7 separate regions of the Mus musculus genome follow, and regions 1, 3, 4, 5, 6 and 7 are each linked to region 2. The links are chromatin loops, found by intact Hi-C in ENCODE. Cell type or tissue: heart. All regions are shown on one strand.

Region 1 (4,000 bases), 77 kb before region 2:
TCCTGGCAGGGAAGGGGCAGGGAAAGGTTAGTTATAAAACCAGCCCCGGGCCTTCCTCTGTCCAAGAAGCTCATCTGCGTCCACACAGATGAAGACGCTCAGTCAGATTCTCTCTGAGCCACAGCTCAAAGCTTCCCCAAATCCCAAGTGCATCCCTCAGCGCCTGCAACTGCAGCGAGCCCAGAAGCTCTCTGCAGGCATGCACACACACACATTCCTCTTTGCTTGGCTCACCCCAAATCAGAAGAAACTCCAAATCTAACTTCCCCGAAGCACTGTCCCTGAACCATCTGTGGATCTGCAACCCACCTTCAGGAATAGCCACTCTCACTCTCACCCAGTCTCCTTCCCTCAACCACAGCTGTGTGCCCCTGCCACACAATACCCAAAAGCTGCATCAGCCAATACAATCACTGACCTTGGGTATCACCTCTGCCAGGACATGCCCACCTGGTCCTTTCGGCTGAATGTGACACCACCGTTGCCTCTGACCATGTGGCCCTGTTGTGTTTTCCTACCGGCCCTTATCAGAATCTGGAATTTTCTACAAAGCTTGTCTTAATTTGCTTTCCTGTTGCTGCGATAAACACCATGACCAAAAGCAACAGGAGGAGAAAGGGGTTTATTTCAGCTTCCAATTTATGGCCCAATGTCAAGGAGAGCTAAAGCAGGAGCTTGAAGTAGAAACCATCAAGGCTCACTGTTCATCAGCTTCTCCCCCTGGCTTGCCCAGCTAGCTTTCACGTTCAGACCAGACAGACCCACCTGCCTTAGGGATGACACCGCCCACAGTGGACCAGGCCCTCCCATATCAATTAGCAATCAGGAAAACTTCTCACAGGCCAACCAGATGGAAGCAATTCTTCCACTGGTTCTCTTTCTTCCCAGGTGTGTCAAGCTGACAACCAAGCTCACCACCGCAAAGCCCCTAGTTCTCCACCCATAAAGCAGGTTATTAGCAGTACACACACCATGGAGCTGGTTAGAGGGCTAGAGGTCAGTTCATGCTGTGAGTACAAGATCTCAGAAACATCAAGTTGAGTGAAAGAGCTCAGAAATTAGAATGCATACGGTGTAACCTCACTTATGTGGAATTCTGGAATAGGTGAAAGTGACCTGTGGTGACAGAAACCACAATGGTAGATGCCTATTGGGAGAAAGATGCTATTAGAACATAGGAAGACCGGTAGATAAAGCACTTGTCATGAGTTTGCTTCTCAGAACCCACATAAAGCTAGAAGGACAGAACCCATTCCACAACGCTGTCCTAATGTGAGCCTCTCCAACACAATAACAATAAGAATTAACTTTTAACAGCATACGGAAAGGTGCAAGGTGGCAGAAATGTACTTTGTCTTGATGGTGGTGTAATTTGCTTGGGTATCCACACCAGTCAGAGCTCATTGAACCGTATGCCCAAACTGCTACGTTTTGCTGTATACAAATTACAATCCAAGAAAGAAAGAGAACACACAATGAATATAGTCGTGCACTGCACAGCGGTGAAGACAGATTGCACGCATGATGGCAGTCCCATAGATGGCACCACATAGCTGCGTTAGCTTACTGTAAGTACATACTGTGAAACTCAGCCATGATGAAATCACCTACTGAAGCATCCCTCTGAGTGCATGCCTATGGCTGGCTAGGCACAGGACTGTACATAAAACGCTCATGTAGTACCTGGTGCGAGGGAGGCACTCGTCATGGTTACCTGCATCATCATCTACTTGTTTATGGCTCACTGGCTAGGATCAAAGATCCAGAACCAGGACTGCCTGCCACCCTGTTCTCTGTCCAGTCTCTAGCATCAAATACACACACAGTTTCATGCTAACAGAGCAGTGTATATAAGTGGGGAGAGCGGGGGAGGAGGGCATGGACTCCTGCGATGGCGGCACCCCCATCCTCCTCTGAAGCTCACTTGGGCTCATTGTTGTCCAGGGGTGGGGTCCTCACTCCCTCACCCATGTGCAGTCTTCCTGGCATTCCACCTCACCAGACTCCACCTTCTGCTCCATGCTGGAGTCTGAGGTCTCCCATCCACAGTGAGGGCAACTCACTTAACATCTGTACTCATGGGGCAGAGAGATGAACAGAAACTTCGTTGGATTCAGAGCTCACAGGGGAATAAAGATGAGGTCCCAGCACTGAGCGGGGAAGCGAGCTTCATCTCCCACCCTAACTCAGAAGCTATCCCACTCCTTGCATAGGAAAACTCAGTTTTCTCCAATGGAGTCTCCGAGAGTATATAAACCCGTAGGGGCAGGCCACGTGCCCGCAGTAGATGACAACGCAAAATCAACTCAACAGGCTTTTCAGAGATTTTTTTTTCTCTCATAACACTTTGAGCTTTTTGTTCTTTTTAATCTTTTGCTTATCTGTTATGGTTCCCGATTCTGTGGGTTTTACGGATTTGTGTGTGCTTCTTGTGGTTTTTCTCTTTCTCCTAAACACTGGGTATGTTTTCTTTTTCTTTTGTTTTGTTTTGATTTCTCTGTTTTCTAAGGAAAGGAAGAGAAAGAAGGCCTGGGGTTGGATGGATGGGGAGGTGGGGAGGCTCTGGAAGGAGATGAGGGAGCAGAAACAGTGATCAGGATATATTGTAGGAAAAAGAATTTATTTTCAATTTTAAAAAATGATAAAGCCTAAGAGACAAACAATGCCTTTAATCCCTGCACTTGGAAATCAGAGGCTGTGGACTCTGTGAGTTCAAGGTCAGCCTGGTCTACAGAGTGAGTTCCAGGACAGCCAGAGCTACACAGAGAAACAGTGCCTTGTAAAACAAAAACAAACAACAACAGAAACAAACCACAAAAACAAATAAGTGCTCTGGGTATCAAGACTGCTTCCTAAGAATCCAGGGGACATGTTTCCTCTAAGAGGGACCCTGAGAACCACAAGGAGCTGTCAGGTCATTGTGAGGGGAATACACGCCTCACAGGGTGCCACTGAGGCTCCCCCAGCTCTTCACTTCACAGCTCTTCACTGTGGCCTTGCCTAAGAGGAAAGCCACCATGCCTAAGAGGAAAGCCACCATGCCTAAGAGGAAAGCCACCATGACCAAGAGGAAAGCCACCATGCCTAAGAGGAGAGCCACCATGCCCAAGAGGAAGGCCATGCCAGAGAATAGGGAGGAAAGAGTGGAAACCGAGTCATGAGGGTGATAATTTAAGGAACCAGGGAGGTTTGACTTTGGCATCTGGGGAATGCACTGTTCTCTTCGAAACTGCAGGGCTTCTGTGTAGATGACACAAAACCAGAAAGCAGAATGTCAGAAAGTCAAACCAACCATACCCACCCAAGACCAGCTTTTCTCTATACCAGGCTGTGTCTAACAGTTACATGTTATCAACCCACAGCTTGTGGGAAATACTCCTGTTATTGTCTTTGGCAGAGGAAAACCCTGGAACAGAGAGGTCAAAGGGCTTGCCCAAGAGGCTCCACCTAGAAGGACAGAGGTAGGGCTTGAACTCACACCACCTGCCCTCCACGTCATACCCGACTTCAAGGTTATTCTTGCTGGCACATGGGCAATTCAAAGTTTAGAACGGTCTAGCGATCAGCTGGTTCTTTCCTGTGGGGTATGTCATTTAAGAGGAGAGCGTGTCCCTCTGGGGAGACATGGAGAAGGCAGAGCTAAATTCAAAGCATCTGTAGTGGAGGGCTACATGGGCTCTGGATCCTTTCCAGCTGGAAGACCATAGCAGTTTATTTTAGAACATTCTGCCATCGAGTTATTAACAAAACCGTTGGCTCCCACTCCAAAGTAAAATTCTGCTTCCTCTGACTCACACAGGCCGAGATACTGAAGATGATACACGGGTAGAGATGGTGCTCAGTAGGCTTTAGCAAGTCCTGGGCCCAAGTGCATGTCTCTCACCTCTGCTGCGCTAGTGACAGGAGGTTCCTGGTCCCTGCCATTAAGAACTAACTGAGTGACGATCCTGGTTATAAAGATAGAAGCCGAGGCTGGACAGGGTTCCCAGAGCTTTGAGTG
Region 2 (4,000 bases):
AGCATCAGGTCAAACCCTTTGTCACTGCAAAATCTGTTCACAACCTCGTGCATAACAAAGCAAGCTGAGCACCTCGTCTCTGCTCCTATATAGTTAACAACAGACAGAGAGGCTGTGACCTGGGGTTCATCCAAACCCAGGTGACAGAAGCCTGGCTCCTGTCCCTGGAACCAGATTGTTGCAGGGCACAGAGGCCAGCCATAGCCAGCAGTTCCCACTGGCTCCCACAGCTGCCTGCCCTTTCATTAGTAGCCCCCCACCCAGAACAGCCATTCAATTTCTGAAAGTTCCTCCCATGTGCTTTGTGCCGGGATCACACTGTGTGGGGTTCTGGGTGTATTCTACAAACTCTTTTTTTTTTTTTTTTTTTTTTTTTTTTTTGGTTTTTTGAGACAGGGTTTCTCTGTGTAGCCTGGCTGTCCTGGAACTCACTCTGTAGACCAGGCTGGCTTCGAACTCAGAAATCCACCTGCCTCTGCCTCCCAAGTGTTGGGATTAAAGGCGTGCGCCACCACACCCAGCTCTACAAACTCTTTCTATTCAGCCATAATCTATCTGTACCAAGCCCAGAGCCCATGGCAGACCTGGAGCCTTTGGAACATAGGAAAGTGTTCTGCCCTGCTGTCTGAAAAGGAAGGGTTTGGCAACTGCAGGAAGCAGCCTTGGCTGGTAACTGTGACTAGAATCAATGTCAGGAAGGGATGCAGAGGAGAGCTACACACAAGGACTTTGAAAGCTGGTTCTCTTGGAGGCCGCTCTCCTAAATACACGAAAGTGTTAATAAAGCCAGTCACAAAGTTCTCTTTCTCCAGGGTTCTGAAAGACCCGCATCCACAAGCCCCCGATTGCCTCGGCCCCTGTCCAATTCCGAGCAGAGACTCCCAGTAAGTTACATGTCCAAGCACACACACTGCCAGTCTCCATCTCCCGGCCTGCTGCTTCTAAAGATGCTCGCTCACGGGATAGCACCCTCAACGTGAACCAGCCATCTCCTGGGTCCACAGTAACATCATCTAAAATGAGGCTGGGGAGCTACTGAACTCTAGCTGCCTTGAATAGGTGGGCGTGGTGCATGGTGTGGCTCGTTCATTCCAAGGAAGTGGTCTATCCGCCTTCTCTAAGCGCTCCTGCTGTGGGGTCAGTTAACTTCACTATTGATGCTTAATGAGGGAGAGACTTATTCTTTTCTGCAGGCCCACCCATCTCGCTGGTTCAAAACTGTACCCCTTGATTAAAAACTTCAGCTTCCTAAATCTTGTCTCTAGACACGTGGGAGAGCTCCAGGCTGCCCACCAGCCACACAGTCTGCTCCTTGGGGGTCCTCTCTGCATCCCAGATCCTCTCAGAACTTTGTGGGGCCCCTGGGTACCTCTTCTGGAGATTCCTAAGCCACCAGGACCCACTCCCACCACACCCCTTGTTTCTCTGCTTCCTGCATGCTGCTGCCCTAGAGTTACATGAAGTGGTCCCCAAGAGCAGCCTGGCCTCCTAGGGGCCCCCCGGGGATCTGGGGCAGATGGCCAGCCCGCGGTGGCCCCTGGAAGGCAGACAGCCAAGTAACTTTGCTTTGGCGAGAGCGAAGCTGCGTCTGACTGCCCAGGGAGGACAGGGACCCCAGGGACGCCCCGGGCCTCGGAGAGCAGGCCAGGATGTCAGCGTGGCCGCCCGGACATTTAAATCGGCCCCGCGGGAGGTGGAGTGGAAGAGGCCGGAAAGGCGGCGGCCAACTTGGGGGACCACGGGGTGCCCACGCCAGGGTCGAGGATCCGCGGGAGACACTTACCAGCGCGTGTTGTCGTGGAAGTGCTCCAGCACCGCGTAGCCGAAGAAGGAGCCTGAGGGGCCCTGGAAGCGTACCGGGCGCTGCGCGTCCAGGTTGTAGGCGCCGGCCGGGACCCCCGCGGCCACCAGCGCCAGCAGCAGCGCGCGGAGCCCTCCGGCGCCGGTCCGCGCCGCAGCCGGGCCGCCCATCCCCAGCCGGCCGCCGCCCTGCGCCCTGCCCCGCGATCGGGGCTCCCGGGACACGCCGCTGCCCGGGGCGGGAGCCGTACGCTCCGAGTCTAAGCCCGGGACGCGGCGATGGGCTACAGCGAGAGCCGGAGCAAGGCCAGGGACGGCCGCCAGCGCCCCGCGTCCTCTCGATGCCCGCCGAGAGGTCTGCGCTCTCGGAAGGAGCGGGTCCCGGGCCCGGGCGGCACTGGACTGCGGAGAGGCGCGCCCGCGGGGTGGGCGGCCCGGGCGGCCCGGGCGGGACGGGTCCGCAGCGCCCCCTGCTGGACGCGGTCTCAGGCGCACCCCCGGGTCCAGGTTCTGGACCTCGGTGAACTGCATCCTCTCAATGTCCTAGGCTCTGCTGTGTCCAAGCTGGCTGGGTCTCTCTCCTTTTGTCTTACACTGAAAGTCTCTCTCTCACACACAAAGACCCAAAGCTACCCGAGCCAAGGATGGGTAAATATTCTGGCCCTGCCCATCTGGAAGCTCTTCTTCAGAGGCAACCGCTCAAGACCGCCAGTCAGTTGCTGTAAGAATTAGTCATGTGGAAGAGAGCAGAGCGTTCTTCCATACTCCCTGACCTGGCCAGCGCTTTCCAACTTGGCAGACATACAATACAGCCAGGTGTGCTCCCCTGTATGTGGGAGATTATGGTGAAGTATACGTTGCATAAAGTTTACGTCATAACCTCATTTTGGTTATGTGATCATCAATAGCTCATCTTGCAAATTAAATTATACATAAATTTAACAAGCACGCCCAGCCCAGTCCAGCCCCCGGCAAGTTTCATTTATCCCTGACTCTATGAAGTTGACTATTCCAAGTTTAATGTTATTGTTGAACTAACTCTTTACTCTGGTAAAATCACAACCCCCTCCCCATCCCTTCCCACCCTCTCCACTTCCAAAGTCTCATTCATACTAAACACACACGACGCCTTTATCTTTTTCTTTCTAATCAGGCTTATCCTTACAACAACAGTCAAAGCCTAGGGTAGGCAAGGTGGGGTGGGGGGGGGGTGCACATTCCAGAGTTATCCACTCGCCAGCAGTCTAAACACGGGGATCTTTACAGGTGAAGAGCCTCTTCCAGCTGTCATCAGAAGGGCTGTGACAAAGGAAGCCAGATCACCGCTAGCTTGGGAGCTGGAGGGAAGGGTCCATGAGGTAAAGAAGCCAGGCAGCTTCAAAAACTGGGGACAGAGAAATGTCTTCTCCTCTACCCCTTCCAGGAACGCAGGCCAGCGAGACCCATGACCTGTCCAGCATTGTTAGATGATCAATGTTGCTGTCTTAAACCACTGCAGTCAGGTAATTTGCATAGCTCGGATGCACTACTGCTGTCTTACTTGTGGTCAGTATTGCTGCAATGAAACACCATGTCCAAAAGCAAGTTTCAGAGGAAGGGGTTGATTCAGCTTGTACTGTTCATCATGGAAGGGAGTCAGGACAGGAACTCAAAACAGGGCAGGAATCTGGAGGCAGGAGCTGGTGCAGGGGCCATGGAGGGGTGCTGCTTACTGGCTTGTTCCCCATGGTTTGCTCAGCCTGCTTTCTTGTAGAACCCAGGACTATCACAGTTAGGAATGGCACAACCCACACTGGGCTGGGCCCTCCCTCATCAATCACCAATTAAGATCTTGTGGAGGGAAGCATTTTCACAAGCAATGCTCCCTCCTCTCAAATGACCTTAGTTTGTGCCATGTTGATACAAAACTACACAGCATAAGTGCTATATCCACCTGTCTTAGTTTACTTCCTGGGCTGTAAAGCAACACTCTGATCCAGAGCAACTTGGGGCAGGAAAGGAAGTATCCCAGCTCACAGGTTAGTCTCACAGGAGAGAGACGGGGCAGGAAGCCATTACAGGTTAGTCTCACGGGAGAGAGACGGGGCAGGAAAGGAAGTATCCCAGCTCACAGGTTAGTCTCACGGGAGAGAGATGGGGCAGGAAGCCATGCCAGAGCTGAGGGAGAAATCATGAAAGAACTATGCTCTTCACGCTGGCT
Region 3 (4,000 bases), 160 kb before region 2:
AAAAGCAGCTTCCTGCTTCCTGTTGCAGTAGCTGGGAGCAGTTGGGAAATTCAAACCACACTGAGAGGTGGGCAGAGGCAGAGGAGGGTGCAGGGATTAGAAACAGGCCCTGCAGAAGCCTAGCCTCTCCTTTCCACAGACTGGGCTGCTCCAAGCTGCAGAGGGAAAATAGCAGGCTGTTTGGGGGTTTCCCCATCATTTTTTGGAAGTCCTGCTTCCTTCTGTTCCACACCACATTAAGTGGAGGGACTGGCCAGAGTAGAAATCTGTGGCTCTCTGGCATTCACCACAGTGGCTTAACTTTTACTACTTAAAAAGTTGCCACTACAAGCTGATTTTTTTTTCCTTTTTCTTCTCCTTTGAGGCAAGGTCGCATCTACCCCAGACTGGCTCAAAGTTTTTATGCAATCAAAGATGAGTCCTGATCATTTTGCTGCCGCCCCAGAGTGCTGGGATCACCGGCGTGCACCATCTCTCAAGGCTACAAACAGAAACCTCTTGGGTTGACTATATATTAATCCTCCTCCGCGGAGAGGCCAGAGGCAACCTTTTCCTGCCGAGGGCATCAGGACTACTTTGAAAACTGAAGGCACACTTAGGGAGGACACCCAGGCTGGTGGCAGAGCCGGCCGCAGCTGGGGTATTTAATAGGGAATGTAACACATGGTCCATTTGAAATTTATTGGGTGCTTACTTTATGCCAGGCATTGTGCCGGGCAGGAGACAGACATGAAAGACCCGGAGGGAACGAACAGTTCCGGAGGGAAAAGCCAAGCCACGACAATGTCCTACTCCATGCACTAGGGTAGAGGTGACTTTGAGGACACAAAGGACGATCACGTCTTATTCTTAAAGGCCTGGAAGGCTTCCCAGGAGAGGTTCTCGTGGGTTGAGCTGTAAGACAGAAGGACTTGTGCCAGACAACGGGTGAAGGCTCAGCTGGTACAGCTGGTACAGCAGTGCACAGGAAGCTTAGAGGTGCTAGTGACCATATAGATCCAAAGACAGAAAAGTCAGGCTCATGGGCAGGGGCAGGGTGGCTCATGCAACAATCAGATCCCTGGTGTCCCTGATTAAGGCTGAGTGAACCCCACGCTAAGCGCTAGGGAGCACAGGGTTCACATGATCCTTCAGGCTGTGTCTGGAAAGCTTTGCTAGCTGTAGCACAACGGTATTGGTGGCAGAAGGGTTGGAAAGAGGCTGGGAAGGTTTAAACAAAAGATCTCTTTTGGGATAGCCCCCGTTTCAGTTGTTCGGGACCCACAAGAAGACCAAGCTACACGTCTGCTACTTATGTGTGGGAGGCCTAGGTCCGGCCTGTATATGTTCTTTGGTTGTTGGTTCAGACTTTGAGAGCCCGAGGGTCCAGGTTAGTTTATTCTGCTGGTCTTCCTGTGGAGTTCCTATCCCCTTCAGTGCCTGCAATCCTTCCTCCTATTCTTCCATAAGAGTCCCCAAGCTTCATCCACTGTGTGGCTATGGGTGACTGCATCTGTCTGAGTCAGCTGCTGGGTGAAGCCTCTCAGAGAATGAACAACTGGAATGGGGGCTATCCCAGCAGCTGTTCTTGAGCAGGATATGTTCTTGTAGCTGGGCTGCCTTGTCTGGCCTCAGTAGGAGACGAAGCACCTAGCCTTGAAGTGCCAGGGTGGGGGGATACCCAGAGAGGCTCCCACCTGCTCAGAGGAGGAGGGGAGGGTAGAGGGGGAAGGATTGTGGGAAGGGGTGACGGGGAGGGGGGCAGTGAGTGGGATGTAAAGTGAAAAGGGAAAAAATTAAATTAAAATTTAAAATAAGAATTGAAAAATAAATGAAAAGTTCAGCATGGGTGGGCTGGAGCCAGGACCCAACCATGGGCCAGAGGCAGGAACACCTCTCCGGGCCTAAAGAAGACACGCGTTACCGTTTGGGAGGAGTTGAGGGTGACTTAGTCCCACTTCTCACTGAAGGGCCCTAAGCAGGCTGGGCTTGATCACTGTGGCACCAGCTGGCTAGCCATGTGACTTGGAAATCTACCCCATAGCTGCTTTTCCCCTCTGGAAAAAGAAAAAAAAAAAAAAAAAGTAACTGACAGTTTTTCCTTTCCTTGGCTCACAGTGGCAAATTAAATAAAAACAGGAAGGGCTGGCCTCACTTTAAATTTGCAGAATACACAGAAGTGAATTCAGCAAATGAGCAGCTATCATTAAGTTAGAGTATCGCTTTGGGGGAAAGTCCACTAAGTGGGTTTTTGTTGTTGTTTTGTTTTTGAAACCTCAATGTTCTTTTTTCTTTTGTAAATGTGATTTTTCTGCCCCCGCCCCCCCTTCTATCCTGAATCCTCTCTCACGTGTTCTCTGGGGCCAACCCTCTCCACTTCTGCCTGTGTTGGCCTCACAGACATCCCCACAAGCCGGGAATGGCATCCCGTGCTTCTACTTACAAACCAGCTGGGTTGCATAATGACACTTTCCTCAACCCACAGAGACTGGGCAGCTCCTGGTGACGTCACAGCCAGCCTAGTGGGCATGAGAATGCTTGTGGCGATCACACAGTGGCCAAGTTGCCTATTAACTGCTCTCTCAGAAGACATCCTCCTCCACGGGATGCTATCAGAACAGCAGCTAAAATGTTGCAGGCTATTTTAAAATTCTCGTAAACTGGGAGGTTGGTTTAAAAGGACACAAAAGGTTTTTCCACGTCTAGGAATAGTAAATACTATTTAGTATTTCCTCCCACTGACAACTGGAAAAGTTAGACACACATAGACATATGCTGGTGTGTGTGTGTGCATGAGATAGAGTGAGAGAGAGAGAGAGAGAGAGAGAGAGAGAGAGTCTCTATTTACCCCCAACACTGGTTTAAAATTATGAGGGAACCATGAAAGGGTCAGCACTTCATAGCCTGGAGCCCCCAGAGAGGAAGAGAACACACAGAGTACCACGCCATTTACTGGCTCTTTCACCTTCACATGTATCCAGACTTGTAGCCATGTGGAACGAGGATCTGCGAGCTGAGCTTCTGCCAGGAATTTGGGATGCTCAGAGGCAGCCAGGATGAGGACCCAGGGGCCCAAAGAGAGAGAGGAGCAAAGAGAGGAGTGTGAACCCAAGGCTTCACTCACCCTCTAGGTAGCTGGAAATCCCCACAGCAGAAGCAGAAGAGCTTGAGAATGAGAGATCAATCAAGGGCAGGAGTTAGGCTGCTGGGATACCAGCTCTTGGCCAGCGGTAAAGCAGACACAGCAGGAGAGAGGACCTGTGACCCCGGCAAGTCAACAAGAATGAATGGAAAGCTCAGGGAGGAGCCCCAGAGGCACACAGGACACAGTGAGAGGGGTGACATCTATAGTTATCCAGTATGCCTAGCATGATAGTGTGCTCACGCTGCATCACACACAAACAGTAAGCGGCAGGCAGCTCGTGCTAGTTTGTAAAGCATCTCTGATGTAAAGAAAGTTTGTAAAACTTCCTTTACCAGCGCTAGTTGATTGAAGCTTGGGGTTCAGGGAGTAGATGCAGAAACTGGATGAGGGGTGACTGAACAACACAGAATTCGTTCTGGGATAATGAAAGTATTCCAAGATTGATTGTGGGAATAGCTGTAGAACTACCAATACATCAAAACTAAATCACACACATACGCGAGTACAAGCACACATATGTGTGCACACACATGCACACGCATACATGCACACACTCTGTGACAGCTAATTTTACTTGTCAACTTGGGTGGATTTAGAATTACCTAGAAACATACCTCCGCCATGTCTATGAGAGTAGCCTGAGAGAGGTTTATCTCTAAGGGATAAGAGGGAGGGAAGATTCACCCTGAATGTGAGTGGCACCATCCCACAGGCGGGGGCTCTAGACTTCATCACAAAGAGAAGACAAATCCAGAGTCAGCATTCATCTCTTCCTGTTCCTACTCCAGTGAGAGGAGGAGGAGGAGGAGGAGGAGGAGGAGGAGGAGGAAGAAGAGGAGGAGGAAGAAGAGGAAGAGGAGGAGGAGAATTCTGGCC
Region 4 (4,000 bases), 130 kb before region 2:
GACTTTTATACTCCCATGTTAACCCCTACCCACAAAGTGTTTGTAAGTCCCTGCTCTGGTGGCCAGCTGTTAGCCCAGACCTCAGGCAGCCCCAGGGCTGTGACCTCACTGGCATCATTGGCAACCATGAACCCATGGGTGGTAACAGCAACCTGGACTGACTGACCCATTAGCTCACTGGCCAAGTGGCCCGTGGTTACAGCCCCAGACTTGGCCTTTACTGGCTCCTATTTCTGGGGATTTCTGCATCATGCCAGCTTTCAGTCCTTCTTGGCATCACATGCCCAGAGTAACAAATCTGAGTCCAAAGCAAGCAAAGGGAATGTCACAGTGCAAGGACAGAACACATCCTCCCCACCGAGATAACAGGTCAGGATGTCAGACTCCCTGCTTCCGCCTGGGCCACTGGGTATCTATTTCCCCTTGATTCTTCTTATGTTGAGCTTTGTACTTGGAAACCGATGGGCAGATCCCATCAGGTGCTAAGGCTGTGAGTACAGCATCAGCATCTTCCTGAACCACCCCTCTCTGAGATTAGCACAAGGGACATAGGGTCATTAGACACCTTTTCCTATGGGTTCTTGTATTCATGACACAGTTCTATAGCACCAGACTATGGTGGGCCAGTGACCAGCCTGAACATTCCTGCTTCACATCCTTTGCCTTCCTGTCAGCTCCATCCCCCAGAGACAGCGTTATCCACTCATCTGCCAACTAGAGACCTTAGGGGTTTCAGGCTACCTATTTCCCTTCATTGTTCCCCACATGCTCTATCACCAAGTTCTGGCTAATCCTGCTCCCCTGCCATCTCACAAGGAGATCTGTCCTTCATCTCCGATCCCAGTCCCACGGCACTATATGAATGAGTTGGCTGTTCAGCCTCAGCCAAATTTTCCAGGTTCTTTTGAGGCCAGCTGTGAGTAAATTTTCCTTGACAGATAGTGAGTGGAAGGCATATGACTTGTCTCTAGAGAAGGATGCCTTTCCTCTGTTCCCAAGAAGCCAAAGACTTGAAGCCCCCAAGGGAATGGGAGAGCTGGCAATGGAAGGATATGGAGTCTCCAAATCCCTATGTGGAATACGCTATCTCCAGTGAGGAAGAGCCTGGCTTGACTGACAACAACACCTCAGCTTGTTCTAACGGCCACTCTTGTGTTAAATGGGTAAATCCAAAGCTGCCTTGTTGCTAGTGGGAGTTAACTAGCATGGGAAGCCGAGGAACAATAGGGAAGAGATACATCTTTGTTACATAAAGAGAGGAGAGATACAAAACACAATAAATGTACCATTTCCCAACACTGCGGGTCTAAGTTAGGAACCACAAAGGGAGCTCACTGGTATCCATCCATGACTAAGGTCAGAGTTCCAAACCCATCTATGCTTATTCGTCCCTTTAGGGTCTAAGGCAAGATCAACGTAGAGCCTCCCATTGTTCATCCAGGACAAAGCAACTCGCCTTGGACCCAGGCAAGGTTCCAGAGTAGAAATCAAGGGACTTCAGGGTTGGAGCCTGGCAAAGAGTGGCTCTTGAGGTCAATATTGCCGTTGATACAGGCACATGGAGACACAGGACAGAGGCCAGCAGAGAGGAAAGGGCCAGGAACATTTTCTGGATCCTGCCAGGGCTCAAATCATTATACTCAGGAATTTTGCTAACGTGCAGATGGGGGTAAAAGGGCCTGGGGTTTATACAAGGGGATATCTAAGCCCTAGTGACAATAACTGAGGAGAATGGGGGGCAGTTCTACAGCAAATCCAAGGCAGGCCCCCATGAAGAAATCATCCTCCTGACTTAACACTAGCTGCTCGCAGACTCTCTCTATGGGCTAGTCCCACCTTCCCACCTTCCCACCTCCCCATCCCACAATCCCCCCAGGCCCCCACCTCCCCACCCTCCCAAACCCAGCAGGACACAGAAGCAGGTTGTGTATACAGCCACAAGTGCACCAGCTTCCCTCTCAGGCACAGCTAGGAGTCCTGTACACTGGAGGCTGCGCACGCCGGCAGAACTCATTCCATCCCAGGTTACATAATCGCCCAGCCACAGCCAAGGTCTGGACTGATGATCACCATAGAAAACGCTCCAGAAAATAAATTCCAGGCGCATTAGGCAAACGGTCCTTTTAAATAAACAATGGCTTTCATTTTAGCACAGGCATAACGCACAGAGGTGGGAGAGGAAAGACGAGCTGAGAGGAGAATGAATCTGTCCTCAATCACAACTCTGTCACTTTGAAGTGCTCACATCCTCTGTGTATCCCCAAAGGCCAGGACTCTGGGGCCAGGGCAGGAGGGTTCCTCCAGACCAGCACTGTCCCATACCACATTGCCTCTCTACCAGTGGCCTTCTAGGGCCCACCCATAGACCTGTAAGGAGGACAGCTGTACTTGGAAACAGACCCAGGAGAGCTTTCCAGCCCCAGACTAATGCCAAAGAACAGGGTGGGTATCTGTTGGAATGGATCCTGGCTGCTGGTCACATCATAGTTCTAAGCAGAATTGAGCCGGGGTGGCCACAGCTCAATGGTCCAGCTTGACTGCAAGCACACATAGTAACAATGCATTTTCAGAATGAACCCTGAAATACTGGGAACCAGTTAGCAAAAGAGAACCCAGCACTCCTTCCTGTTGGCTGCTCTCTCTCTCTCTCTCTCTCTCTCTCTCTCTCTCTCTCTCTCTCTCTCTCTCATACACACACCCAGCTGGACTCCACCCTAGTCCTCCACCCAGCCCTGAAACATCTTCCTCCCATCTTCCTGTTCTCTATCGTCACTCAGCAAGTCAGGAGAACAGGGGACTGGGGTGACCTGAGGACAGGCCCTGGCTCATGCAGCCTGGCTAGACAAAAAGCAAGGTTCATAAAAAGATGGCCTCCTCAAAAAATGAAGAAAAGCACCAATAGCGTCCAGGCACCAGTGGATGCCTCTTGAACCAACATCCATATACAAGCCTGACCATCGTGCCTGGACCACCTATGCCCATGCTCGGGAGGCCTCTGTAGTGTGACATGGAGGCAGATCACACTGTGAAGGAGGGGTGAGCCAGGAGCCAGGTGCCCAAAAGTGCTTTGTTTGTGCACTGAACTCTCAGGAGCCTGAGAATTCCAAGTTTGATTTTGGCCTTCTAGATCATGAGGAGGGCAGGGCAGAGAGTGTTTAATACCACCTTGGTTTGTAACTTTTAAACCTTGAGGCTTTGCTGAGTGGAACTTCCTTTATACTCTGGTTCAAGACACAGAGGTCTCTACATTGAACTTCAAGTATAGGTGAGGTTGTGAGAGGCAAAGCAAAGTCTTAGGAAGGGATCCCTCTCTCTATTTGGCTAAGAGCAGGAAACCCCCCAAAGAAGTTGGGGGAAGGACTTACAAATAAGACCAAAGCCAGCTCTGATGCACTCCAGAATGGACACGCTATACCGCCTAAAGAAGAGAGATTTGGTCCTTATGTCACAGAGACTCCTAGGCTTACTCCACTCTTCCTAGGTGACCTCAGGTAAGGTACATGAGCCTCTGTTCTCTCATTGTCTCTTTGTGAGCTGCAGGTCACAAGTCTCCACCCCACAAGGCTGCTTTGAAGACTGGAGTCACACTGACGCACCGTAGGTAAATGGTCATTGTCACTGCCAGGTTTCATCATGGAAACTTCAGCATGCCAACAGTGCTGGACGCTTTGCAGGAGTTAGTGGTGGAGGATTCATGGATGAGAATGTGGACAGGCAAGCAGAAAGATGGATGGACCATGGGCACGTGGATGGGTACTTTAATGTGTGTCACTAAGTACACAGCCCTCAGAAACTGCCCATCGGGTCCTGATTCATCCAGAGCTGCCCCTTGGAGTGAATCTCAAGTACCCAACATAAACTGCACTTGTCTTTCAGAGAGAAAAACAGAGACACGAGCCTTGGAGCTCCTTCCTGGAGCTGGGACTTGTACTTCAGTCCTCTAGGGAAGCTCCCCGAGCTCATGGCAAGGGACACAAGCTCAGCCCTGGAGGGCACATCC
Region 5 (4,000 bases), 120 kb before region 2:
TGATTCTTGCATGATGCTAAGCAGGCCCTACACACACACACACACACACACACACACACGCTGTAGGCCAGGAACCCAAGGGAATTGGTCTCTCTCACATGATGTGCCCAAGGCTGACGTGGAAGGACCACTGTGTGGCAGTCATGCTGTGGGGCCCCAAAGATGAGGATCAGGAAGAAACACGACCCAGGACTGCTGCCACCTAACTTTAAAAATTCACCCCAAAATACACCAATCCTGACTTTCCCACCCAAACGCAGCCTCTCTCTGAAGAGGCAGGTCCCTTTAAAGATGACGGCTTCCCTGGCCTTTCCCTACTTTGGCCCGTGACATATGCCATTCCTTATGAAATGAGCTCACTCAAGTTTCCTATGAAGCTGTGAAAATTTAGCAACACTAAGCAGTACATTCAAACATCCCGAAATCAAGCTCACCCCCACCACCCACACAGGAAACTCGGTTTTTTGAAAGCTGAAGGAGAAACAGGAGTCAGTGTGCCTCCACCAACAGAATGCTCCTTCATCTCTGTACTATGCAACCCCACCCCCAAACACACACACCCCCAATTCTTCCTAGAACTAAAAATCCCAAGCTTACAAAATACCTTTTTTTTTCTCATTAGAAACCATATTTGGCCTTGAGATCAAATATCCAGAATTATTTAAAAGTATATTATTTTTATAGAGTAAGCCATGGCCCAGAGGGAAAGAGTCTCAGATCCCTCACGGCCCTAGTACAATGTAAAGATGATGGCATTCCATAATAGTGAAGCCCTTTGGGAATAATGACCAACATGAGCATCGCTGAGAACGCAATTTATGCTATAAGGGAAGATAACTGGCTAAATAAGACTATCTCTAAAAGCCTGCTCAGACTTTGCATGGTCCATACAAAAAACCTCACTGAGCTTCACAGAGAGACAATAGGAGTCTTTGTTAATTGTTCCTCTTGAGCCACAACTTAATTAAAAACAGAATGAACTAAGATTATTCTGGGAAAGCTACTACTGAGACTGGACTTGTGCCTGTCACTAGTTTTTCTGGCCTACCTGGCAGAAGCAACTTAAGTGGGGGCAGGTATTGTGACTCATGGTTCTCTGGGGGTCGGGGATCAGTCCCAGTGGTTGGATAAGGCATGGTAGCTACGATGCTGGGAACGCACGGTTCCACTCGTTTTCTTCTATGTAGGTCAGGAACCAGTGACCCACTTCTACTGGCTGAGCCAGTGTCCTAAACATTCCACATGCCCCTCAAAGCACCAGCCGGAGACCATGTATCTAATGCATGAGCCTGTGGGGTCACTTCATGGTCAAACACTGTTGATCAAAGACTAGAGAAGTCACTGACTAGGCCTGGAGCTTCGTGTGGTCACTTCTGATGAGTCTCCAGGGAATCTAAGTGCACCCTTCGCCTCTGAAGAGCTCAAGAGGCCTACTGCTCTTAGAGCTGTTACCACAGGGTCCGGAACAGCATCTCTTGGTTAACTGAGGCCAAAAGCATCATGTAGGTTTTATAATAGCAGTCACTCCATGTCCAGCCAAACTCCCTTAAAGCAAAGCCGTAGTGTTAGGCATTCAGTCACATGTAATGAGCAGCTCAGGGATGCCTCCCTCACCCATGGGGCAGTGTCACAGTGGTGAAATGTCCCCCTCACCCATGGGGCAGTGTCACGGTGGTGGGGTGCTCCCCTCACCCATGGGGGGGGCAGTGTCACAGAGATACCCCAGGGGATAAGTTGCCTTATACCTATGCGCTTTTTTACTAGCTGCTGGACCATAACACGTCAGAGAGACAGAGCTTAGCTCCTGCACTGCCCCCTGAGACAGGGTACAGGTGTCACCCTGTATGGGGCTGACCACAAGCACCTGCCAGCACTGGGTATCAGGTTGTATCCCTGTGACTGTATACATTATATCACTTCTGGTGGCTGGAGCTTCCATAGTTGGCTTTCACAGAGTCCTAGTCCTGAACATTGCGCATAGCTTTCCTCCTAACTCAACTCCTGCTTGCTCCTTCCCAACAGGACTTCTGAGGGTGGAAAATGACCCCAGGTAGAAAGCCACCTGGCCTGCCTCACAGTGGCGTAAATACAAAGTCTCATGAGAAAACGAAGAACTAATATTTAGGTGTTGCTTTGTAACAAGCCTGGCTTTAACTCATGAGTGTGAAGAAACTAATTTACAGAGCATCTGCATGAAATGGGCCATTAAATGTGCGATGGCCAAGCCAAGGCCTTCCCTTCCCCATCGGCCTCCAGCCCTGTCTGCTTAGCTGTCTACCAAGAGTTCAGGACATACCATGGCAAGTGCCAAGACCACCTGTGTCTTCCCCAAGGAAAAGCAGTTTGGGGACAAACATGGAGCTTGTGTTGCTGGAGACTACCGAGCACCACCAGGACAGGCATGCCGCAGCGGCACAACTGCAGCTACCTGATGCTCTGCAGGACCTGGGGTTGGACGGTGAACTGCGCTAGGGTATGTCTGACTTTTCCGTCACTTCTAAGGAATGCAGGTCCTAAGAGGCTTTGTACTTAAGCCCCAGGCTTTGCTTCATGAGAGAGGGGTGTGTGTGTGTCTAAAATTAGCCCCCTCAAAACTCAATTATGAAATGAACTATCATCATAAAAGTAAGTCCTCGGGGGCTTTAGTGCGTGGTCCCACCGCGCTCAGCACACTTTGAAAACTGCCTGGCTTTAGGTAAGCAATGCATAGGCGTGAGGTTATCCAACGGCCCACGCTTCTGCCACCATCTTCCCCCTCTCAACACACACACACACACACACACACACACACACACACACACACATACACACACACACAGTGTGCCAGGGGGACATGATTGTAGACCACAATTTCCTGAGTTAAGGTTAACGTGGACTTGGGTCCTGACACTCACTTCTCTCTGCTAGTCAAATCTTGGGCAAAGTTACTGCTCTGGGCCTGTTTCCTGGTGGTTAAAACTTCACAGGATAAAGAGGAAGAGAAACAGCTTGGGTGAGAAAGTGCCCAGCTACAAACATTCATTAAACACTCATCATCATCATTATCATCATTGTTTCAAAAGATCCCACCTACCCTTACTGACCATAGATGGGAGAAGAAGAGAAAGGAGCCTGGAGACATGGCCCAGGCATAAGGATGCTTACTGCTCTTGCACAGGACTTGAGTTCAGTTTCCAGCACCCACAAACCGTGGCTCACAACTCCTTGTAACTAGTTTTAGGGTATCCCATGCTCTCTCCTAGCTTTCATAGGCATCTGCACTCACACAGCACACACAATCACACTCGGGCACACATAGACATAAAAAGTAAAGAAAAGTCAGAATCCATTACAACAAACATGGAAGGCACACCCAAGGAGCACGGCACGCCAGGACCGGGGAGTGATAAGCAGTCTACGACGGGCTATGTCTTCTTACCATCAACAGTCTTCTCTTTAATGGCCAGACTTCAAAATCTGTCTGTATATAGTTGTTCTCCACTCCCTATTAGCCTTGACTCAGGGTCTGTTCAGGAAAGCTACCTCCAAAAATGTCTCTATACACAGATCAAAAGGATGCTTGAAGGTAATTCCAGAGCAAGGTCTTCTAGAAAGTTCTGAGGATGTTGTCCACCTCTGGAAGCCTAGGCTCGGACCCCATGAGGCTCCTTGCCAATGTGGACCCCCTCTCCCAATGTGACTGTCAGTCTGTACCACCCAGGAGGACTGAGAGGTTCTCACCTCTCATCCACAAGAGCTCAGCTGCAGAGCCTGTGACCTTGAGCTCTGGGGGTCTGCAGTTACACTCCCCACACAGGTGGGAACAGCAGGGAACTCAGAGAACTGAACTTACTAAAGGTTCAAGAAATCAACTATGGGGCTCAGAGGTGACAACCCAGGAAGTTTAGGGAATGGGGAGCCTGTCCCTGTGGGAACCCAGCAGCTTCACAGATTACTGGATAAAACCTCAAACATTTTAATTTCAGATTGGATCTTAATGGAACAATCTTTGGCTGCAAGA
Region 6 (4,000 bases), 260 kb before region 2:
ACTAAAAAGGAACTCTGAGGCTAACATGCATATTCTTTTTACCTTCATATCCAACTATTTCTATAGCATCCTGTGGCGCACAGCCTCTTGAACCAGCAAGCTCTTATCTTAAAACAAATCAGAGCAAACCTTTATTAAGGGCCACTGGTTTGCTGACTGACTGAGAGATTTGGAACCATATTTGATAAACTCACAGTAGCAAAGTGTTCTGAGGTTCACGGGCCCAACTGCTTTGAGGGATCATTTGAACAAGTGATCAGGCAAACTAAGGCTTCATGGGTCAAATCTGGCCCTCTGTCTGCTTGTGTAAATAAAGTTTTATTAAGAACATGCCCTGCATTTGGATATAGTCCACACTGTGGCTGCTGACAGAGTTAAACTGTTGCAAACGATTAAGTTAGCATAGCTACAGTGTAGCATGTAGCTATGAACATGGGCAGCCTAACACAAAATCAACCTGTTTAAAACTTGTTTATTGTGTGTTGTTTTTGAAAGCTGATGAGCCTCTCAAGCCTGTCTGTCACAGGTGACCACAGTAAGCCACAAGGTCAAAGGCCTGACCACGCATGATTCTGGCCCATAAAGCCTAAAACTGTTCTTGCTAGCCCATGACAGAAAAGGGCGACCTTTGATCAAAATCAGAACAAAACATGGTCTCCAAATCAGCAGGATTTATAAGCTTGTCAGTACCATCTCAGGTTTCATCCCCCACTGAATCTGAGGTTTTATAAGCCCAAGGAGATATTTGCTTTTTCGAGAGGATGTCCTCAAACTGAGAGATCCGTCTACCTCTGCCTGGACCTGAAGGCACGCAGCCGCCACAGGGCGCCCTACAGCTTAGCCCAAGGAAAAGGAAAGAGCAACAGCGCGGAGGGGCAGATGAGAACCCGGGAAGCTGAAGATGCTAGAACTCGGTAAAGATGCTAGGATACTCTCGGTGACACCGCCAGTCCTTGGATTAAGGTGAACACTGAGGGTCTGATACTGTTTCTTGGCAACGTCTGATGGACGAATCGCCAGTGGTGCATGCTGGGAAAGTTTGATAAGGGGCAGCCCGTGTGTTCTGGGAACGGATTCCAAGGGATTCTGGGTAACCGCTGAGAGCGCAGCCCGGGGACTCACCTTCTTCAGTATCTCTGTGTTCAGTAGCATGTATAGGTTGATGGTGCGGCTCTCCTCTTTCGGAAGAGCACTAAGGTTGCAGTGCAACGTTAGGCAGAAGCTCCCTGGCTTTTCACAGTCCTGAGGAGAAAAATTCCCAGATGGAATTAAGAGACAGAGACCATCCAAAGCCATCTATAGTGCAGAGTGTCTGTTATGTTAACTGAGGCAAAATCAGGAGGAAGAGATGGGGCCCGTGGAGTGGCTAATGTCAGACTTCCTGCCCAGCTTGTCTGGGGCCCAGGATTCCATCCCAGCTCCAAAATACAGAGTAAAATAGGAATTAGGTGTGTTCGGTCACTGAACACACCTGTCCCATCAATGGATTTAGAAAAGTGATTTTTAAACAAATATGGTATGGAGGGAGGGATTGTGTAACCTGAATTATTTCCATGATTTCTTCTGTTTAAAACTATATCACCCAGTTCAATTACTGTTATTTAATATATAAATTGTACTGGTATATGGAGTAGCTTTAAAAACAAAAACAAAAAAAACCAAACTATAACTAACATACCCTGCCCCACCAAACTAAAGAAGATGTAATTTTGCTCTGTCACCAGCAGAGGGCGGTAGAAGGTTTTCTGGCCTAGTTGAACACTAGGGCTCTGGTCTCCTGTGTTTGGGGGAGTCCACAAGTAGACATAAGGTGGTTATGCGGTTAATCCTACCAAAAAGTTGAATTTCACCAGGAGAATCAATTCTTCTCCAAAAGAAACATTTAGATATCCCTGTGTACTTTCGTGAGTTTTTAAACAGGAAGACTTTCCAACTACAGCGGATTCTGGGTCCATGCCTTGGCAGGCAGACACCATGCTCCTGTTTAGTGGGTGGGGCAGGGGTGGGTGCTTAAAGAACAAAGAAGCTATATGACTCGGTGACGCATACGCCGCCAAGGGGAAGTTTATTCCAATGACCAAGGAGGAATTTTTCTTTTGTGTTTGGAAGTGTATCTTATATATAAAGTATGGATGTGTGCGTATATGTGTGTGTGTGTGTGTGTGTACCTGTATGAAGCTTCAATCGCAGGAGACATTTTCAGCTTGACATTTCAGCGTGTATGGAAGACACAGCCGATGTCACTATATCTAACTGTCCCCTAGGGCCTTTACAAAGATAGGCTATCCTTGCTATGTGGGCCACTGGTTAGCTTGACATAATCTAGAATCCTAGGAAGACAGTCTCAATGAGGGATCAGGGTGGTCTGTGAGGGGCTATCTCCACTATACTGATTGATGTGGGAAGACCTGCTCACTGTGGGTGGCGCCATTCCCTAGGCAGGGGGTCCAGAACTGTGTGAGAATAGAGAAAGTGAGCTGAGCACAGCAGAAATGACTTAATTTTACCCTCTCTGTTTTTTCACTGTGGATGCAAGGTGACTGGGTATCTCCTGACTTCTGCACAGTGATGAATTGAGCCCTAGGAATTGTGGGCTAAAGTCAACTCTTTCTCTCCTAAGTTGCTTTTGCCAGGGTATAATGTCATAGCAAGCAAACAAACAAACAAACAAACAAACAAACAAACAAAGCAAAGCAAAACAGTATGCAAGTGAAAAAAAAATCTAAGTCTCCAATAGCAGGCAGCTGAGCTCTCCAAGGGGCGGGAGAGGTGTTCAAGTGAGTGTGGGGTGTGCTTAGGTGGAAGTAAAGCCCTCAGTGAAAGTAATCAGGATGCAGGAAAAGGGACCCTGAAAAAGCTCTGATGAGGTAGGACACACACAGTAAAAAGAACAAATTCTAAGTATTATATTGATATATTTTACATAGGTATTATGTATGTTTCATGTATGTCTTTCATGTTTTCACTGGAGAACCAACCTGACCATGCTATCTTTTTGCCATCTTTACTACTTCTGAACTCCTTACACACATTCCAGAATGTTCTTTATTCGTCTTTCATTTAGTGTAATTTCTGTGAGACTTACTTATGCTGCATAGTGTATGGAATACTATTAGTTACATTTATTTTTTGTAGTTCTATAATATTCATGTGTATGGATATGCTCGTCTATTCGTTGTACTGTTGATAGCTATCTGAATTGTTCTGTTTTTGGCTACTCTAAAATTGTTTCAAATATTCCTGTGTCTTTCAACAATACGTGCATTCACTTCTTGGGGATAGACCCAGAAATGGTACATTTTTCTGGGTTGTGTAATACATACATGTTTAATTTTAATAGAAACCGCTAGGAGGTTTCCCCATTGCACTGTAGATTCCTTCTAGGAGAAGAAATCGTTTGCTTCCTGACAGCAGGTTGTTTAGGATTTCTGTTAGTCATGCAATGGCGTTTGGAATATAGATTTGTGAGGGAAACCCTGGGCTGAAAAATAGGGATTGATTATAGTCCTCAAGGCTTTTTGAGTTAACCAGTGAAAACTGGATTTGAGAAATAAGAAGCGCCAAGTAGAAGACTGGCCTCTCATCTCCGACATGCCTTCCCTGTGAGGCCCACCATCATGGCTCCCGTCACCAAGTGACTTCTTACCAACACTTTTCTTCCAGACTTGGAGAAGAAAGCAAATATGGTGTGGAAGATGTTCTCTTGTTCTTGAGGGATGATGCAGGGGGTCGGGTTTCTTTGTAGAGAGCAGTTACCCTTCTCTTGGCTCACCTGGAGAGAGAGAGAGAGAGAGAGAGAGAGAGAGAGAGAGAGAGAGAGAGAGAGAGAGAGCTGTTAGAACCAGCGGTCTTAGATCTATAAGCATCTGACACAGCAGCTGAGCATAGACGCTCCCTGCTTCCATTCTCTAGAGGACAAAAATGGTCAAAGGGCATTTCATTTTATGAAATTATTGACTATGTTTCCAGGTATGGCCTTGAACTCCTGGGTTCAAGACAT
Region 7 (4,000 bases), 300 kb before region 2:
GACCACAGCTACCCAGCCAGGACACTGGTGAAGACTCACTGGCATTTCCATCTCTCCATAGAATAAAATATAGAGTGCTTGCTAATTCTACTTTGACAGAGAAGACAATGAATTATGTTCACACTCTTCTTATCTCACATCAGATAATCTCAGAGAGCACTTTACAAATTGACAGCTAATAAACCACTGCTCCCTGTGGAGAGAGAGCACATGACCGAACGGTGATGCCCACGTCACGGGAGATGGCCCTCCGCGTGCTTCCTGATAACATGAACTACTCTAGCCAGGAAATTTTCAGTGGGATTTAGCAAAGAAGTAAATTTGTCAAGTCCCTGTAGACAGAAAGCTAGATCTTCTAAACTGTGGAGACACAAAGTTGTATCTTCAGAGAGCATCATAGATCTTGCATTCTGCAAGCATCCAGCATCTGGCACACGACCCGTATACATAAAATGAGTTTGGAGACAGAAAATTCATTAAATAGAGTGCTGGGATCTAATGAGGTAGATAGATGGATTTGGATTTGACATAGAAGGTATTTTAAATCAGCGACCCAGAGAATAATTAGAACTGATGAGCTGACGCCGTGGCGGCAAATCTCAGAGATTTCCGTCTCATTCTTTCTAATTTATAAGACTCTCTCTCTCTCTCTCTCTCTCTCCCTCCCTCCCTCCCTCTCTCTCTCTCTCTCTCTCTCTCTCTCTCCTGCCCTCCTTCCCTCTCCTTTCTTTCCCTCCTTCTCTCCCTTCCTTCCTGGGATGGTAGTAGTTTGTTTGGTGTCATTGGATTCTTTAACAAGAACTCAGATGTGAGGACACACTCACCCTTGCAGACAGCTGATAAACACCAACATTTTTAGTAGACAAAATCCGGTGTCTGGGCTGGAGAAATGGCTCACTGGGTAAGCATGCATATAACTCTTCCAGAGGACTGGAGTCTCTCAAAGTACTGGGTTCCCAACACCCAGGTTAGGTGGTTCATAACTATCCAGGGGACCAGATGTGCATGAATCCACAGATGTGTGCACACACACCACACACACACACACACACACACACACACATGCACACACGCACACACACACCACACCCACCCACACCCACACACACACATGCACACACACACACACATGCACACATGCACACACACACACCACACACACACACACGCACACGCACACGCACACGCACACACCACACACACACACACACACACACACACACACACACACACAGACCACACATGTAATCCCAGCACTGGGGAACTGGAGCTTCCTGGCTGGGCAGCCAGACTTATCTGTAAGCTTCAGGCCAGGGAGAGACCCTGTCCCAATTAAAACAAGGTAGACAGTGAAGAATGACAATCGAAGTTGACCTCTGACCTCCACATGCACACACACAAATGTGCACACATACACACTCCCAAACACACAAACACACATACATGGAAAACATTCTAAGTGGATAGGCTCTGGGTACCACCTAAACATCTTTGAACACATGTAATCTATATTAAACACGGCATGACGTCCATCTATATTTCAGAATCAAAGAGCGCCTCTGTTGGGATTATGTGGGATCTTTAAGGTTAACATTTTTTGTAGTTGTGATGAAATCGTAGCAAATCTTCCACTTCAGGGACCCTCTCAGTGCGGTGTCTTTAACTTTGGAGTTGGGGAACAGCCAGGAATCAGAGCAGAGGACAGCCCCACTTCACCTTGGGGCTTTTCACTATTTCTTCAGACTTCTGCAGCTAGAAACAAATGTCTTATTTGAAATTAGATTTTGTAAGCTTATGGTTGGAGTATTTTATTTAAAAAAACAAAAACGAAAACAAAACCTTTGATTTCTCGTTGCTCTCCCTAATTGCTTAACTTAATTTCTTGATTACCGCTGTTCCCCTGGCACTATTTCACTGACTGGTTTTTGGAAAGTTAAGTTCAGTTGAGTTCCTGGAAACACCCACACACATCAAAGAAGAACTGCAGTGACGCATTCTGACCGCCAGAGGGCAGCTGGGAGACGGCTTTCTTGATTGACCAACTCAGGGCTGGGGCCCCCTTTAGGGATTCAGGCCTTTGAAGTGAGACAGAGAGGCTAGTTAGTATTTGGGAGAATTTGACTAATCTGTCAGTACAAACCAGACTCTATTTTCCAGCATTGTTGCAATTTACCGAGGTATTGGAACGTTACTCAGGAAGCTCTTAGCCCTCTCAGTGGTGAGAAACTCCCTACGACTGTCAACAGTTCTGTACTGGCCTTGAACGCTGGATGGGGGGGCCTGTGGCTAGATGGCTCTGCGGCCACCATAGGATTGTGAGTTTGGAACTCCAGTAGTTAAGGAGCGTGCATCAGATGACCTCTCAGGGTGGACTCCCCAGGTGCAAACTCGGGCCTTGGCTCCTAGTGTAGCCAGCTCGTCTCTGTTGGTTCTATCGTGTCCCTCAGAGACACCGTGGAGGGTCTTGCCTGCTATCGGCTGCTCCTACCACGCTTGGACTAAGCTTCATAAAACAGTGTGTAGCATAAAACAGTGTGTAGGAGCTGACTCCCAGGCAGTCGTTGAGAAGTGTGGGGTGAGGTGGTTCCGGGTTCTGCCTCTCTCTGGCTCCTGAACCGGTGGGGTCCGTGGTCTGCTTCTCCTTCTGGAGAATAGCGTCCACAGAACTCCAGGCTAGCTGGAATGCCAGAATTATGTCCCTCACAGCTCTTAGGAAAGGAGCACAGAGGTTCTGGTGGCCTGGCCGGCTCAGGTCCTGGGTCCTGAGTCCCGCCGTGGTGGCTACACTGGCAACAGCATGGTCGGCCCTGCTCTGATGTGAGCCTCTAAGAGGGAGGGGAGTATGGCCAGGCAGGCAGGTCCAGCGGTCCAACCCTGAGTGCTTGGAGTATGTAGTCCTCCTAGAAGTGTTACACCTCTGTAAAAACACCCAGTTTCAGACGATCATTGGTGAAATAGCTTGTGTTATTTATTCCATGTGGACAGGGACTATTTGAACCTTGGGAACGGGACGGGATTTTGGGGGTGGAGGCTAAGGTGCTGGCAATGCTCTATTTTCATGAGGAAGAATTCCAGGTGGCTGACCACCTGTGACCACCTGGTTGGGGTCCCCAGGTGACAAACTTCTGAGGCAGGCATGGAAATAGAGAGGGGGTTAGTCCCCCTCCTGCTGCTCTTGGGATGAGATTTAAATCTCAGGTTTTGAAATTTTAAGGGTCTGAACACTTTCCACCTCAGCAGAGTTCCAAGCCAGTTTCTCAGGTGGCACAATCCGTGTGCCCCACAGGGTGGTTACAGCAAGGCACATTTGACCATTGCAGAGGTGGGGTGGGGTGTCCAAGAGATGGGCTAATAGTTAATGGCATGCCCTTGCTTGCCTAGGCTGGCTGGTGCAGACATTCCCCAGGGTGGGCAAGCGGGCAGCTCAGCTGTGACCTCCTGTGTGTGGCCCCGCCTTTGTTTGCTTCCCATCCTTCACACTCTTGCCTTTGCACGCCTGTGGCTGTACTCCCGATAAAGCATTTGCGTATAAACCTCTGCCTCAGGTTCTCTGATGGGGCAATCTACTGTCATCCTGTGTGTCCCGAGTCCATTCGATGTCTCCATAAAGTTTCCCCGACACACTGCAGACTGCCCTAGATAAATCCTTACATTTTATAATCTCTTCAAGCACAGACAGCATCTGTTACAAATGATGCCTTCACTCATATGAAAACTACAAAGCACATAATTTAAATAATTAAGTAACTCTATAAAGTATGGCAGAAGCTTACATCTCCCAGGGCCCACATCCGTTACTTGTTTGTATAAGCAATGTGTGTGTGTATTCTCTCTCTCTCTCTCTCTCTCTCTCTCTCTCTCTCTCTCTCTCTCTCTTCCCCCACCCCTCTCTCTGAGATGAATTTTCACTGTACCTCATGCTGACCTTGAGTTCCTGATTCTTCTTCTTCTACTTCTTAAGTATTGGAATGATAGTCACGTGCCACAGCTATTTAAAAAA

Evidence for each region. Hi-C counts contacts between places; a loop is a spot of excess contacts. Peaks named below come from ENCODE experiments on the same cell type or tissue, not always from the same donor. Only the 100,000 strongest peaks of a DNase experiment are listed, where the experiment ranks them.
Region 1: a loop joins it to region 2, with 2.8 times the contacts of the local background. A loop is called at or near these places in 17 of 42 quality-filtered maps.
Region 3: a loop joins it to region 2, with 2.8 times the contacts of the local background. A loop is called at or near these places in 2 of 42 quality-filtered maps.
Region 4: a loop joins it to region 2, with 3 times the contacts of the local background. A loop is called at or near these places in 5 of 42 quality-filtered maps.
Region 5: a loop joins it to region 2, with 2.6 times the contacts of the local background. A loop is called at or near these places in 5 of 42 quality-filtered maps.
Region 6: a loop joins it to region 2, with 7 times the contacts of the local background. A loop is called at or near these places in 28 of 42 quality-filtered maps.
Region 7: it touches region 2 in a loop (6-fold over the local background); 20 of 42 quality-filtered maps call a loop at or near these places.

What each region holds. Positions count from the first base shown.
Region 1 is chr9:118,682,109-118,686,108 of GRCm38, reverse strand. All of the region lies in intron 13 of Itga9 (integrin alpha 9), which reads right to left. Among named protein-coding and RNA genes, the nearest start is that of Itga9, 77 kb to the right of the region's middle. In heart, a CTCF peak has its summit at 1,539; no DNase peak of the experiment used is centred here.
Region 2 is chr9:118,604,899-118,608,898 of GRCm38, reverse strand. It overlaps Itga9 (integrin alpha 9), which reads right to left and starts at 2,190. Exons shown (of 28, transcript NM_133721.2): 1 at 1,784-2,190. The coding sequence starts at 1,971. In heart, a CTCF peak has its summit at 2,291 (motif pointing left); DNase peaks (open chromatin) are centred at 148, 688, 1,638 and 2,248; H3K4me3 peaks cover 2,397 bases; H3K27ac peaks cover 1,617 bases; H3K27me3 peaks cover 1,022 bases.
Region 3 is chr9:118,761,389-118,765,388 of GRCm38, reverse strand. All of the region lies in intron 15 of Itga9 (integrin alpha 9), which reads right to left. Among named protein-coding and RNA genes, the nearest start is that of Gm39454, 88 kb to the left of the region's middle. In heart, no CTCF peak of the experiment used is centred here; DNase peaks (open chromatin) are centred at 128, 1,968, 2,418 and 3,088; H3K27ac peaks cover 2,310 bases.
Region 4 is chr9:118,736,082-118,740,081 of GRCm38, reverse strand. All of the region lies in intron 15 of Itga9 (integrin alpha 9), which reads right to left. Among named protein-coding and RNA genes, the nearest start is that of Gm39454, 110 kb to the left of the region's middle. In heart, no CTCF peak of the experiment used is centred here; DNase peaks (open chromatin) are centred at 181, 1,611, 2,021, 2,341 and 2 weaker places; H3K27ac peaks cover 1,441 bases.
Region 5 is chr9:118,725,618-118,729,617 of GRCm38, reverse strand. All of the region lies in intron 15 of Itga9 (integrin alpha 9), which reads right to left. Among named protein-coding and RNA genes, the nearest start is that of Itga9, 120 kb to the right of the region's middle. In heart, no CTCF peak of the experiment used is centred here; no DNase peak of the experiment used is centred here; H3K27ac peaks cover 1,027 bases.
Region 6 is chr9:118,869,063-118,873,062 of GRCm38, reverse strand. It overlaps Itga9 (integrin alpha 9), which reads right to left. Exons shown (of 28, transcript NM_133721.2): 24 at 3,647-3,772; 25 at 1,123-1,242. Among named protein-coding and RNA genes, the nearest start is that of Gm51695, 16 kb to the left of the region's middle. In heart, CTCF peaks have their summits at 1,528 and 1,728 (motif pointing right); no DNase peak of the experiment used is centred here; H3K27me3 peaks cover 235 bases.
Region 7 is chr9:118,906,435-118,910,434 of GRCm38, reverse strand. No RefSeq gene overlaps it. Among named protein-coding and RNA genes, the nearest start is that of Gm51696, 12 kb to the left of the region's middle. In heart, no CTCF peak of the experiment used is centred here; a DNase peak (open chromatin) is centred at 2,004; H3K27me3 peaks cover 493 bases.